Linked DNA regions of Homo sapiens: region 1 is linked to region 2. A link is a contact called in ENCODE Hi-C or POLR2A ChIA-PET data. All regions are on one chromosome and are shown on one strand. Each heading gives the region's core, a stretch centred on a gene start or an enhancer-like site at or near the end of the contact. The rest is flanking DNA. Distances are from core to core; before and after follow the strand shown. Region 1 holds the start of STUB1 (STIP1 homology and U-box containing protein 1). Region 2 holds the start of RAB11FIP3 (RAB11 family interacting protein 3).

Region 1 (7,067 bases), core at 1-2,500, 250 kb before region 2:
GGAGTCGGTGATTCAGAATTATCCCAAGACAGGGCGGCCTGGGGTGAGGGTCCCACCTCTCACGCTCCGCGGCAATGAGCCTGGAGAGGTAGGAGTGCAGCTCGCTCTCCTGGTGGATGCGCCGCTCCTCAATGCTGTTCCAGCGCTTCTTCTTCGCGATTCGAAGAGCGCTGGGGATGTCGTCCCCGAAGTTCAGCCGCTGCTCCTTGGCCAGGCTGTAAGCTGGGGAACGGGGGCTTCACGTCACTCTCTGGCCAGTCCACCCGCCTGGCCCCAGAGGCCCCACAACCGGGCAGCTTGTCAGCCAACCTCGCTGCAGATTGGCGATGGCCTCATCATAGCTCTCCATCTCCAGCTGGCACTGCCCCAGGAAGAAGTGCGCCTTCACAGACTGCCCGTCCAGCTCCAGGGCGCGCCGGCAGTCGGCCAGGGCCTGCTCGTGCTGCTGCATCTTCAGGTAGCACAAGGCCCGGTTGGTGTAATACACGGCCACCAGCGGGTTCCGGGTCTAGGGACCAAGGCCGGGCCAGCCGCATGAGGGCGTAGGCTCAGCGTGCCCACTCTGACCCACGGCCCGTCCCAGCTTCTGCGCTCTGGCTAGAATCAAGAAACTAGGTTTCTCAGTTGTCAAAGCCCCTGGGTCCAAGGATCTGTGCACAGTGGAGTACTGGCTGAGCCTATCCGCTTGATTCCACTTGGTTTTGTAAAGTTTTCCAAATCTTTGGAGAGTCCGGGCTTAGGACCTGGGGTCCTCAAGGGTCGAGGGCCCCTGCCCTCCCCCCACCCGGCCGGCCTCCATCCAGCATCGCACCCTCGTTCTCCGGCACCCGGCGCTGGGCTCGAGAACCACGGCTGGGCTTTGGGAGCCGAGGACACGCCCCGAAGAGGAGCCAGACCCTCGGTGGGGCCGGCCGGGCCCGGGCCCGGCCCTCCCCGGTGCCACCGCCGCCGCCCTCCCCGCGCGGGCGCACTCACGATCGCGCGGCCGTAGCAGGCCGCCGCCTCCGGGTACTTTCGGCCCACGAACAGACGATTGCCCTGCTCCTTGAGCTCCTGCGCGCTCGGGCTCTTCTCGGGGCTTCCGCCGCCAGCGCCCAGCCGTGCGCCGCCCTCCTTCTCCTCCTTGCCCTTCATGGCGCCGCGCGGCACGGCCTGGGCTCCGCTCCCAAGCTCCGCGCCTCGCGGCCCAGCGCCCGCAGCCGGAGCCCCGCAGCCCGAGCCCGCGATCCGCTCGGGCCCGGCCCAGCTCCGCCGCCGGAACTTCCGGCCGGGGGCGGGACCAGCGGGGACGCACGCGTGGGGGCGAGTGGGGCCGCGCGTGCGCCCAACCAGCCTGGACGGGGACACTGGGCCCGCGACGTCGGGGGCTGGGAGGAACGCTCCAGTTCCCTGTCCCCGCGCTCTTAAGGGTGGGCGTTCGCGTAGGCCCTGGCCTGCCCTGCTGAGGTCTCTTCGGAACCCGCCTCGGCGGCGGCCGCCACACACATTCGACTTTCCCAGTGAGATGCCTCACTTGCTTCGCTGAGGGCGCGCTCCCGCAACAGCCTGTCCCGACCACCTGGGGTTCCGCCCCTGTCCCAACGCGCAGAGACCCCTCCCCCGGCAGCCGGCCCCATCCAGAGGCCCCGCCCCCAGCAGCCGGCCCCATCCGCAGAGGCCCCGCCCCCAGCAGCCGCCCAATCCAGAGGCCCCGCCCCCAGCCGCCGGCCCCATCAGCAGAGGCCCCGCCCCCAGCCCCATCCGCAGAGGCCCCGCCCCCAGCAACCGCCCAATCCAGAGGCCCCGCCCCCAGCACCCGGCCCCATCAGCAGAGGCCCCGCCCCCAGCCGCCGCCTCCCGCCCCTGCGCGTGAACGTAGCGGCTTCCCACGCGCTGTGGGGTGTGAGGACCCCAGTCGCTGGGCTGCCATTCTGGAGCGCCACGAGAGGTGCTACGGGCGAGCGCGAGCCCCCGAGGGCGGCTGGAAGCCCCGGACTGTTGGTAGAGTGGAAGGGGATAGAGATCGGTGGGGCGAGCGTCCTCCGTGGCCAGTCCTCCCCTCACCGCCCTTCCTCAGGTATCGGGAAGAGTTGCCAGCGGCCATCAGGGGCAGAGCAGAGAAGCATGTGACAGGGAGCTGGAGCGGCTGCTGGCCTGGCAGCTTGACTGTGAAGGGCGGCCCGCCCCGAGGGCAGGGCCTCCGTAGCGCGGGTCTTCATTGGGGCGTGGCATCGGCGGGGCGGGTGTCTCCAGTGGGGGCGGGGCCTCCCTGGTGGGTCCAGCACCCCAGGCACCCTGACCTGGCCTCCCACAGAGGGGCGCTTCCGGCCACGTCTGCAGCAGCTGGTGGCCACCAATCCCCCTGAGCTGGTTGTGCACTGTTCGACCGCCACCTTCTGCCTCCTGCCAGATGTGGGGGCTGCAGTCACCGAGCTGTGTGCCCTCTGCGGTGTGGGCCCACCACAGCCTCGGGTGAGTTGGGTGGGCACGACTTGGGTACATAGGCGTTCTTGTCTGTGAAGCGGGCAGTCTGGGCCCTTGCGTGTCGCTAGGAGCAGGAACCATAGGGCCCTGGGCTGCTGGGAGCAGGGTCTCCCAGAGCTTGTCCTGATGGGGTGTGTCTGGCTGCTTCTCCTCGCTGTTCACAGCAGTCCTGGCAGCTGGAGCTCCAGAGATGGAGGCCTTCATGTCAGATGAGGCGGTGGCCACAGTGCCCGGCTGGCCGGCCCCACAGTACACCCTCAGGTACTACCTGCTGTACCTGGGCCAGGTTCAAGAGCGGGCCACAGCTCTGAGCCAAGGGGAATGAACTGTGTGTGGGCAGGTTGGGGTGGCCCGTGCCCCTGGGCCTGAGTCCGTGTGCCCCTCCCTAGCCAGTGCCTCAGGACAGTGGACTCCCTACCTAGTGGAGACAGCACTGTGGACCTGGGCTGTGGGGCAGAGGCTGTGCCCAGACCTGCTGCCCAACCTTGGCCCCAGCCTGGCCACCCACGAGGATGCTAGGCCAGCCAAGAAGCATGGAACCCAGGCCGAGTAAACTTGGCCATGGCCCAGGCCTGCTCACCTGCCACAGAACCTCAGGCCTCCGGGTCTCACTGGACGGCAGGGAGGCTGAAGAGGAGGCTGGCCACTACGGGAGCTCAATAAACACTTCCCAAACTCACGCCTGATCACACACCCGGCCTGACCACACACCTGGCCTGACCACACGCCCGGCCCCCAGCCATCCCGCGTGCCCCCAGCTCCCACAGACACAGCACCTGTGGCCCAGGAACAACTCCCACGCCTGACCCCAGGTGCAGAGATGCACAAGGAGGGAAGTCCAGGCCCCCGTGGTGGGGAGGGCCGTCGCGGTCTGTGCAGCAGGTGTGGGGGCCCTGACGAGTCTCCAGAGCCCGGGACAGCCCCCTGGTGCTGTGTAAAATATTTATTAATTATCCAAAAAGGCTCAGACCGCAAGTCCTGGGAGTGGGGGGTGGGTGGCTGGGACAGGGCCTCCTTTGAGGCCACCCACACCCAAGGGGCACAGCAGCCCTGAGACGTCCGTTCACAAAGGGCAGACGTGAAGGCCCCTGGTGGGCGGCCACCACATGCCCGAGCCCTGGCCTGTGCAGCCTCAGGTAGCCGGTCAGGGCGGTGGGGGGATGTGGGCGCCCAGCAGGTCGTAGGCGAAGACGTTCCAGAAGACGGCGAAGAGCAGGAAGGTGCCGTAGGCCAGCAGCACCACCCACCAGCCGCACTGGTCCCGCAGGCGCTCCTCGTAGCTCCGCAGGATGGTCAGGCCCATGCTCACCCCCACCACCGCGCCTGCCAGGTGCGCCATGAAGCTGGGCTGTGGGCCCGAGGCGGGCAGCGGCGGGGAGAAGCGCAGCCACACGGCCCGGCCCACCTCGGAGCTCACTGCAGAGGGACGCGGCAGGTGGGAGGTGCCCTGGCTGCAGGCTGAGAGGCCCCCCGGCCCTCCCCCCGGCCCCTACTCACTGCACACCAAGGCCAGCACCATCCTCAGCAACTTGTAGGGACATCTCATCCCAGCCCAGTTCTATGGGTGTGTGCAGACGAGAAGTGGTGAGGCTCACCTGGGGCCCCTCCCCACGCCCCCCACCGGGCAGGCCCGTTACCATGACAACGTTGGCCAGGTGTGCCGAGCACAGGGCGTAGACCCCGCCGGAGCCTCCCACCACCGGGGCCCGCATGTCGGTGATGGAGACGGTTAGGGAGCCTGTGTGAGCAAGCGGCGGGTGAGGGTGCAGCCGGCCAGGGCAGGGGGCGGGGGTGCGCGCCTGCCTCACCTGCCAGCACGCCTGCCAGGTAGAGCAGGCTGATGCGGAGCAGGCCGTGCACCATCTCCAGGGGCACCCCGATCATCAGCTGCAGGAGGGCGTTGAACCCCAGCTGCTCCAGCCTGGCCACAGGGAAGCAAACGGGTACGAAGGGTGGGGTCAGCCATCCGGCCCCACCCCCAGCCGTCACCTCAAGTTGCCGCACCTGCCTTGCGGCTAAGCCTTTCTGATGTAATGGCAGGTTGGGGCGGGGCTCACCGGGCAGCAGTGCTACTCACCCAACGTGCATGAACATGTAGGTGAGGAAGCGCCAGGCGCGGGCACGGTGCCCGGGGTGGTACACAAGGGGGCTCTTCATGTACTCGGGGTGGTAGGTCTGCAGCACCCACTTGTTGAGGCGGGCCCCGTAACACAGGAACACGATGATCTGGGGACACGAGTGTTAGGCTGGTCATGGCCAGGAGCGCGGGAGGCTCCCGGGGCAGCGGCCGGGGGGCCCACCTGGGCAAGAGTGACCGAGGCCATGAACACGGGGGGTGGGCAGCTGCGGTGACGGTAGAAGTACCAGCGGCGGTCCACCTCACAAGGCAGGATCTCGTAGGCCACGTAACGCACAAACCGCTTGTAGACACCTAGGCCTGGCTCATCCAGCGGCCCGTCCCGGGGCAGTGCCCGCTGTCCGTTAGCAATGGCCCGCTTGAAACTGCTGGAGCGCTTGCTGCTGATCTGGGGGCAGGGGCCTGAGTGTGGGCCACGGACCTCCCCATGGCACCCCTGCCTGTGAGGCTCACCCAGCTCCCCGCATCCACAAGCCCCCCACCCACCGCCGTGAGGAGCTGCCTGCCCGCCTCCTCTGGCCAGGACACCGTGCCCCTGCCGCCTGCCCACCGTGGCACTGACCAGGTCCACCAGCTCCTGGTAGCAGACCTGGCCCTGCTCGTTGCTCTGAGCCAGGGCCACCAGCATGTCCAGCTTGGCCGGGTCCAGGGGCAGCTCATGGCTGTGCACCAGGCCAGTGAAGGTGTCCGCACCGATGAAGCCTGTGTTCTCGGGGTCCAGCTGCTGCAGTGAGGAGCCGCCAGCCAAGGCCTGAGTGCGGGCCCGACCCCTGGACCAAAGGGCTGGGCCAGGCTGGCTGGGAGCATCAGGCTCAGGCTCCCAGCACTTTTGGGACAGGGGCCCCGTGCCTGTCTGTTCCCTGGGACCCTGCTTGATCCCAGGAGCTGGCAGGGCACTGGTGCCTGGGTCCCAGTCCTCCAGCTCCTCAGTTGTTCCCCCGTCTTCCACCCTACCCATCCTGGAAAGCGAGGGCCAAGGTCCAAGACCAGCCAGCTGCCCGCCCTCCCTCCCTCCCTCCCTCCCTCCCCCCGACTCTCCCTTCTCCAGCCAGGAGCTCTGGTCCAGTCAGTCCTCTCCTGGGGTCCCAGACACACGGACCAAGGTCGTGGAGGGATGAGGTAGGTACCGAGCGGGGCTTTCGGGGAGCTCGGTCCCGCACAAGCTCAGCTCAGCGGCAGGAGGGCCGCATTGGGGGCGGTGCCAGCTCCCCAGACCACCCCCCGACGCACCTGCTCCTGGATGAGCTGCAGCAGCGAGCTCCTGTCCATAGAGCCTGGCCGGGGGCCGGGGTCCGGGGTCGGCGGCCGCGGCCGGGAGGGGCTGCTCTGCGGACGACTCCGCTCCGCCCCAGCCGGCCCGCTCCGCCCGCTCCGCTCGGCGCCGCGCTTGGGCCGCGTCACCGAGTCGCCCGCCTGCCCGCCCCTGCCGCACACGCCGCCACGCGCGGCCAAGACACGCGCGCACCCTGCACGCGGACGCACACCCCGGACAGGAACCGCCTCCAGCTAGCACCGCGTCTCAGCGCCGGCCCCCACCCCCGCTCTGGCGCAGCTCCAGCACACTGGACTACCTCCACGGCAGCCGCTGGTAAATGGAGTCACGGGGATGGGGGGCACCTAAAACCCCCCATGCAAGACCGTTCGCCCTCTCACAGCCTTCCCGGGCTCAGGCCTGTGAGGATGCCACCTCTTCCAGGAAGCCTTCCCTGACCACTGCTTGCTCCCCCTCCAGGCTGACCCAGTACTCCCTGCGGTTCATGTTGCCACCGGCTGGAGCTCCCTGCTTGCAGCAGACACACCCCCTCCCCCCGCAACCCCCCACCGAGCGCAGCAGCAAGGAAGTCCCTCGTCCCGCATGGCCACTACAGCCGCCTCTTAGGAGGAGGAAGACGCTGCTGCAGCCGCCTTGGCTCTGACGACCAAGCCCAGCCCACTCGTCCACACCCTGGGCTGGAGGCCCCTGACCACTCTTGCAACTCCATGCAGGACAGCAAAACCTCCCGCCCTAAGGCGGCGCCAGGGCTGGGCACAAGGGGCATTCCAACACAGAGCAGAACCCCCAGGGGGCAGGGCTGCAGTTGGGATGAGGGGACCTGCTCCTGGGAAGGCGGGCCAACCCCTCCACAATGGAGGTGACAGATAAGACACGTGTGACTATGGCAGCCCCTGCAAGGGCCACTCAGAGGGCTTCTCCTAGGGTTGCAGTAGTCCCAGAAGACAGGCCGTGGGGGTACAGCGGGCTCAAATACCATCAGTCGGGAGGGACCTCAGGGGCCAATGCCACAAGCTCCAAGGCAGGGCCCGTGTGGGCCAGGACTTGGGAAGGGGCCCCACCTGCCACTCCCTAAAGGCAGACATGGGAGGGGGGGGACCAGGCCTTCTGATACTTGTCCGGGTGACCTTGGGAAGGCCACGCCCTGGGTCCCGAGAAGCAGGCATCTGGGCTCAACTCCCAGCCCGTCCCTCC
Region 2 (6,458 bases), core at 1-2,500:
AGCGCAATTCAACCAGAAATCCAGGGCCGAAGTGGTGAATAAGCAGAAAAAGCAGGACCGTCAGGTCTTGACAGTGCCTTTCCCGACTCCAGGGGCAGCGTCGACCGGTCCCACATCAACCCCGCCGGCCAGCGCGCACCTGCCCAGTTCCCACGCCCCGGCCCGGGCCGCTCCGTACCTGCTCTGCCCCGTAGACCGTAGCAAACTGGATGAAGTCCTCGATGCGGACGAAACCGTCCCCATCCCCGTCCAGGGCATCGAACACGGCTCGGAGGCGGGGGCCGTCCTCCTGACTCCCCACGGGCTCGCTCGGAAGGGGGTGGGTCTGGCTGAGGTCCGAGGGCTGCGGCGGGGACCCGGGACCTTGCTCCAGCGCCAGCTCGCCCGCCGTGGGCGCGGGGAAGGGAGAGAAGACGTCGACCTCGCCCCGCGCTCGGTGGCTGCTGCTGGACCCCTGCAAGCGGAAAGGCGCGCTCTCCGGGCAGCTCGCGGGGCCACACTCCTCGGGCTCCTCAGTCCAGGAGAACAACGGGTCGAGTTCTGGAAGCGGCGCTTCGGAGCGCGGCCCTGGGCCCGGGGCGTCGGGGCTCGCAAGCTGCCCCCGCGGGCCGGAGCGCGGCGGCGGGGCGGACGGCCCGGGGTCTCGCGGGCCTCCCTCCAGCCCCGGGGCCGGCCCGGCGCTCCAACGCGCCCCGCCATCTGCAGCGGCCCCGGGCGCAGGCTCATCCAGGCCCGGGGACTGCGGGTCGGGGCCGCCGACGGGCGCTCCGAGGCGTAGCTCCGCAGGGCCCGGAGCCAGTTGTGCCGCCCCCGGCCCGTCCGGCCCGCCCGGCTCCGGGTCGGGCCCCGGCGGCTCCGAGCCCGGGGGCGAGGCCGGCGGGGCCGACGCCATGCTCCCGAGAGGCTAGTGGTGCGGAAGGGCGCGGGCGGCAGACAAAGGCGCTCAGGGCGCGGCGGCGGGCGCGGGCATCCCCTCGGCGGCGCGGGCGGGCGCGCGCGGGGCGCCCGGGCTGCTGGGGCTGGCGCTCGGGCCCTGCTCTGTCCTCGCCCATCTTCGCACCGCGCCTCAGCTGCCCTCGGCCCGGCGGCGCGGCGGGCGCAGGCCCATGGCGGCGGGGCGGCCTAGGGAGGGCGGCGAGGATCCGGGCGGCGGATGGCGGGGGACGGGGGCCGAGGAGGCCGGGGGACGGGGGCCGAGGAGGCCGGAGGCCGCGGAGCCTGTGAAGCAGGATGAGGAGACTAAGGAGGCTGAGGCGCCTGAGGTACCCGGAGAACTAACGCCGCCGCCGCCCAGGCCCCGCCCCCCGTCGGGCCTGACGTCAGCACGTCCCGGCGGGGTCCCAGCCCCTCGCCGGCTTGCTGTAGAGGCAGGCGCCGGGTGTGTCGCGGCAGTGCAGCGGCCGCGAAGGGGTGTTTTGCTGTATGTCATATTCCTCGTTTCGCCAGAGCGGGGGTCCCGAGCTTCGGGCGCGGGACGCGGGGGTGCTCCGAGGCTGCGAGTGGAGGCGTGACGTGACGTCCCTGGCAAGAGGCGCGCGGAGTCAGGCCTTACTTAGAACGTGTTCCCGCCGCACAGCTACCAGCGGGCGCGACCGCTACCCACGCATGGTGCGGTCGAGTAAACGGCACCGCCTGGCGAGCGAGAGACGCAAAGGGACATAGCCCCCTAGGAGCTGAGCTCTTCGGGGGTAAAGCGTTCTCACGTTGATGAGACCAGGAGGCGGCGCACGCCTGGCTCCGCGGCCCAGGGGTTGCAGGTGCCCCAGGGTTCGCGGGGCGCAGACGCCGCAGAGGGCGACGCCCTGCCCGGGTCCCGCGCGGACCCGGGGGACGCAGGGTCTGACACGGAGTGCGGAGGGGCCCCAGACACGCAGTCCATGTCCCTTGAAACCAGAGGCACGCGCGGCCACGCGCTAGGCCTTTCCCTTAAGCCTGTGACCAAGATCTCCGGGACTCCCAGCGTTGGGACGGGCGCGCTGGCCCACGCCCAAGCGGGAGGATCGCTTGCGCCCAGGAGATTGAGACCAGCCTGAGCACCAAAGCGAGACCTCGTCTCTACAAAAAATAAGACTCAAGAAGACACCCAGGGTGAATCGCCCGTCTGCAGCCAGCCTCCCGAGCACCGTGGCCGCGTCTGACAACTGACCTCTGTGTCTGGGTGTCCCTGTCCTCAGAGGGACACGGGACCTCAGAAAGGACCACAGCCCGGCGGCAGGCATGATGGTGGGAAAGCTAGTTAGGACAGGTGAGGCACTAAATTTAGCCTGTCATAATTTGTATCAGGGAAATGATGAACTTGTATTTTTACACACCATGGGCACCAACACAAGATATGGTTTCGTAAGCAGCTTTGGCAAGAACCAAAGGAACGGAACCTCTGCTTCCAAGTGTACGGTCAGGAGCAGCGTGTTAATTAAGTGAGTCATCTTCCGTGGCAGAATCCCAGGGTACATGGGACCAGACTTCGCGAGGCTGGCATTAGGAAAAGGAATGTGAGGGATCCTCCTCCCCAAACCGTATTCTCATTTTCTTGTAAGAGCTGTACGTGTTCATGAGGAAGATACTGCATTCAAAGAACGAAATCACCAGCAGCTTTGGCAAGAATTCAAATTTGGGCTGATGCCTTCGGCCGGATAAAATTTTCAGAAGCAGTGATAGTGATGTGTCAACCTTTCTAAATAGGGGTGTTAGTGTGGGCGAGGCAGAGACAGCAGGCTCCCTCTGCTTTTATGTGCCGGCGCTGCCAGAGGCAGAAGGCTGGCTTTCTGAGAGCAGGGGCCCGCACGCTCTGTCTGTGCTAGGGCTGGAAAACGTCCATTGCGTGCCCGGCTGGTGTCCTCCATGGAACCACAGCCTGGAAGCCTGCACCTCCCTGCCTGGACCAGTTAGAGGCTGTTCATGAAAGACTAAAGGGACAAGTTCCCGTCTATCCGTCTGCTGTTCAGAGCTACTATCTGTGTCCCCTTTGTAGGCTGTGGGCTGTAGCAGTTCCTTCTTTTCTTTTCTTTTCTTTTTTTTCCCCGAGACAGGGTTTTGCTCTGTTGCCCAGGCTGCAGTGCAGTGGTGCGACCATAGCTCACGGCAGCCTCAACCTCCTAGGCTCAAGAGATCCTCCCACCTTAGGCCAGGTGTGGTAGCTCATGCCTGTAATCCCAGGACTGTGGGAGGCTGAGGCGGGCGGATCACGAGGTCAGAAAATGGAGACCATCCTGGCTAACACGGTGAAACCCCGTCTCTACTAAAAATACAAAAAAACAAAAATTAGCCAGGTGTGGTGGCAGGCACCTGTAGTCCCAGCTATTTGGGAGGCTGAGGCAGGAGAAAGGCGTGAACCCGGGAGGCAGAGCTTGCAGCGAGCCAAGATTGCACCATTGCACTCCAGCCTGGATGATAGAGCAAGACTCCGTCTCCAAAATAAAAAATAAAAATAGAAGAGAGATCCTCCCACCTCAGCCTCTCCAGTAGCTGAGACCACAGATCTGCAGCACCTTATTATCTTTTTTTTTTTTTTGATATGGAGTCTCACTCTGTCGCCCAGGCTGGAGTGCAATGGCGCGATCTCTGGTCACTGCAACCTCCGCCTCCCGGGTTCAAGTGATTCCCCTACCTCAGCCTCCTGAGTAGCTGGGATTACAGGCGTATGCCACCAAGGCCGGCTAATTTTTTGTATTTTTAGTAGAGACCGGGGTTTCACCATGTTGGTCAAGCTGGTCTCAAACTCCTGACCTCAAGTGATCCGCCCACCTCGGCCTCCCAAAGTGCTGGGATTATTGGCATGAGTCACCACACTTGGCCTCAACATGCGTTTTGGAGGGTATAAACATTCAAAGCATAGCCTCCATCTTCTCACTCTGTCCTCACATGTTGGAGAAAGATTGTCTCTTTTGGGCTGGGCGTGGGAGCTCATGCCTGTAATTCCAGCACTTTGGGAGGCCGAGGCGGGTGGATCACGAGGTCAGGAGTTCAAGACCAGCCTGGCCAAGATGGTGAAACCCCGTATCTACTAAAAAATAGAAAATTTAGGCCGGGCGCGGTTGCTCAGCCTATAATCCCAGCACTTTGGGAGGCAAGGTGGGCGGATCACAAGGTCAAGAGATCGAAAACATCCTGGCAAACATGGTGAAACCCTGTCTCTACTAAAAATACAAAAATTAGCCGGGTGTGGTGGCACCCACCTGTAGTCCCAGCTACTCGGGAGCCTGAGGGAGGAGAATCGCTTGAACCTGGGAGGCAGAGGTTGCAGTGAGCGAAGATCGCACCACTGCACTCCAGCCTGGCGACAGAGCGAGACTCCACCTAAAAAATATATGTATATATTAGCCGGCCGTGGTGGCGGGCACCTGTAATCCCAGCTACTCAGGAGGCTGAGGCAAAGAATTGCTTGAACCCGGGAGGTGGAGGTTGCAGTGAGTCAAGATCACACCACTGTACTGCAGCCTGGGTGATGGAGTGAGACTCTGTCTCAAAAAAAAAGAAAAAAAATTATCCGGGGGCGGTGGCGGGTGCGTGTAATCCCAGCTACTCAGGAGGCTGAACAGGGTAATCACTTGAGCCTGGGAGGCAGAGGTTGCAATGAGCTGAGATCCAGCCACTACACTCCAGCCTGGGCAACAGAGCGAGACTATCTCAAAAAAAAAAAAAAGGCGGGCGTAATGGCTCACGCCTGTAATCCCAACACTTTAGGAGGCCAAGGCGGGTGGATAACCTGAGGTCAGGAGTTCGAGACTAGCCTGGCCAACATGGTAAAACCCTGTCTCTACTAAAAATACAAAAACTAGCTGAGCGTGGTGGCGTGTCCTGTAATCCCAGCTACCTGGGAGGCTGAGGCAGGAGAATACTTGAACCCGGGAGGTGGAGGTTGCAGTGAGCCAAGATCCCACCATTGCACTCCAGCCTGGGCAACAAGAGGGAAACTCCATCTCAAGGAAAACAATAAAATAAAAATAAGGCTGGGCACGGTGCCTCACGCCTGTAATCCCAGCACTCTGGGAGACCGATGCGGGTGGATTACCTGAGGTCAGGAGTTCAAGACCAGGCTTGCCATGGTGAAACCCCATCTCTACTAAAAATACAAAAAATTAGCCAGGCATGGTGGTGCATGCCTGTAATCCCAGCTACTTGGGAGGCTGAGGCAGGAGAATCACTAGAACCTGGGAGGCGGAGGTTGCAGTGAATCGAGATTGTGCCATGGCACTCCAGCCTGGGCAGCAAGAGTGAAACTCCGTCTCAAAAAAAGAAAAAAGAAAAAAAAAGACTGTCTCTTCTAATAAGGGCACTGTTCCCATCGTGAGGGCCCCACCTTGCTGACCGTATCTAACCCTAATTATTATTATTATTATTTTTTTTTGAGACGGAGTCTTGCTCTGTCGTCCAGGCTGAAGTGCAATGGCGCCATCTCAGCTCACTGCAATCTCTGCCTCCCGGATTCATGCCATTCTCCTGCCTCAGCCTCCCCAGTAGCTGGGACCACAGGCACCCGCCACCATGCCTGGCTAATTGTTTTGTATTTTTACTAGAGCCGGGGTTTCACCGTGTTAACCAGGATGGTCTCGATCTCCTGAGCTCATGATCCACCCGCCTCGGCATCCCAAAGTGCTGGGATTACAGGCGTGAGCCACCGCGCCCGGCCCTAACCCTAAGTTATACCTCCCAAAGACCTCATCTCCAAATACCATCCCGTTGGCGTTAGGACTCCAATATATAAATTTTGGGGTAGCAACTGGGAAGAGAGAGTTAGAATGGATTTAATGGACAAAATATTCATTTCTAGAATACACAAAAGAATTTCTCAAAAAACAGTAAACGAACAGCAACCCGATAGAAAAACGAGGAAAGAATATGAATAAGCAGCTCCAGAAGAGGAAATTCAGGTGGCCGGTAAACACATGAAAAAGATGCTCATCTTCACTGGTCACCAGGAAAATGTGTGAGTGTAGCCCTTGACACCAATCAGAGTAAGTCTGGGGACACCAGGGAGTGGGGATTTGGCACCAGTCGTGCAGCTGAAGGTCGGAATACTCCAGTGTGGGATCCGCCTTCCAGTACCTGCCGGAGAAACTGCACATGTCCGCAGGGAGATGGAAAGACCTTGTTTCCTTCGGGGATTTGTACTTCTCTGGAAGAAGAGCCGAACGGCTTCAGTGGAGCCTGTTGTCTGTTGTGAAGTGTAGCAGTTTAAGTGAGTGCACCACATCTGCACAATTGATAGTACATGCTATGTAATACCATTTTTCATTTATTTTTTTAGACAGAATTCTGTTCTTGTTGCCCAGGCCGGAGTGCAGTGGCACGGTCTCAGCTCACGGCAGCCTCCATCTCCTGGGTTCAAGCGATTCTCCTGCCTCAGCCTCCCGAGTAGCTGGGATTACAGGTGCCCGCCACCACACCCAGCTAATTTTTGTATTTTTCGTAGAGACGGGGTTGCACCATCTCGGCCAGGCTGATCTGGAACTCCTGAC

The links. Hi-C counts contacts between places; a loop is a spot of excess contacts on that map. ChIA-PET counts read pairs that join two places held with the same protein, here RNA polymerase II (POLR2A). Pooled maps may share reads with other maps.
Region 1: a pooled map shows a loop between it and region 2 (4-fold over the local background). The contact joins the promoter of STUB1 here to the promoter of RAB11FIP3 in region 2. A Hi-C loop is called at or near these places in 4 of 50 pooled maps. POLR2A ChIA-PET finds 5 or more read pairs at or near these places in 3 of 52 experiments (H1, HEK293T and activated CD8-positive, alpha-beta memory T cell).

The regions. Positions count from the first base shown.
Region 1 is chr16:674,593-681,659 of GRCh38, reverse strand. It overlaps STUB1 (STIP1 homology and U-box containing protein 1), which reads right to left and starts at 1,250. Exons shown (of 7, transcript NM_005861.4): 1 at 976-1,250; 2 at 310-508; 3 at 57-222. The coding sequence starts at 1,134. It overlaps RHBDL1 (rhomboid like 1), which reads right to left and starts at 5,989. Exons shown (of 8, transcript NM_001278720.2): 1 at 5,831-5,989; 2 at 5,163-5,324; 3 at 4,764-4,988; 4 at 4,541-4,689; 5 at 4,272-4,384; 6 at 4,101-4,201; 7 at 3,961-4,021; 8 at 3,392-3,879. The coding sequence starts at 5,869. The coding sequence ends at 3,608. It also overlaps the pseudogene STUB1-DT. RefSeq lists enhancers at 1-471, 442-491, 6,163-6,697 and silencers at 1,172-1,381, 1,662-1,771, 5,915-5,964.
Region 2 is chr16:420,441-426,898 of GRCh38, reverse strand. It overlaps RAB11FIP3 (RAB11 family interacting protein 3), which reads right to left and starts at 1,250. Exons shown (of 14, transcript NM_014700.4): 1 at 179-1,250. The coding sequence starts at 892.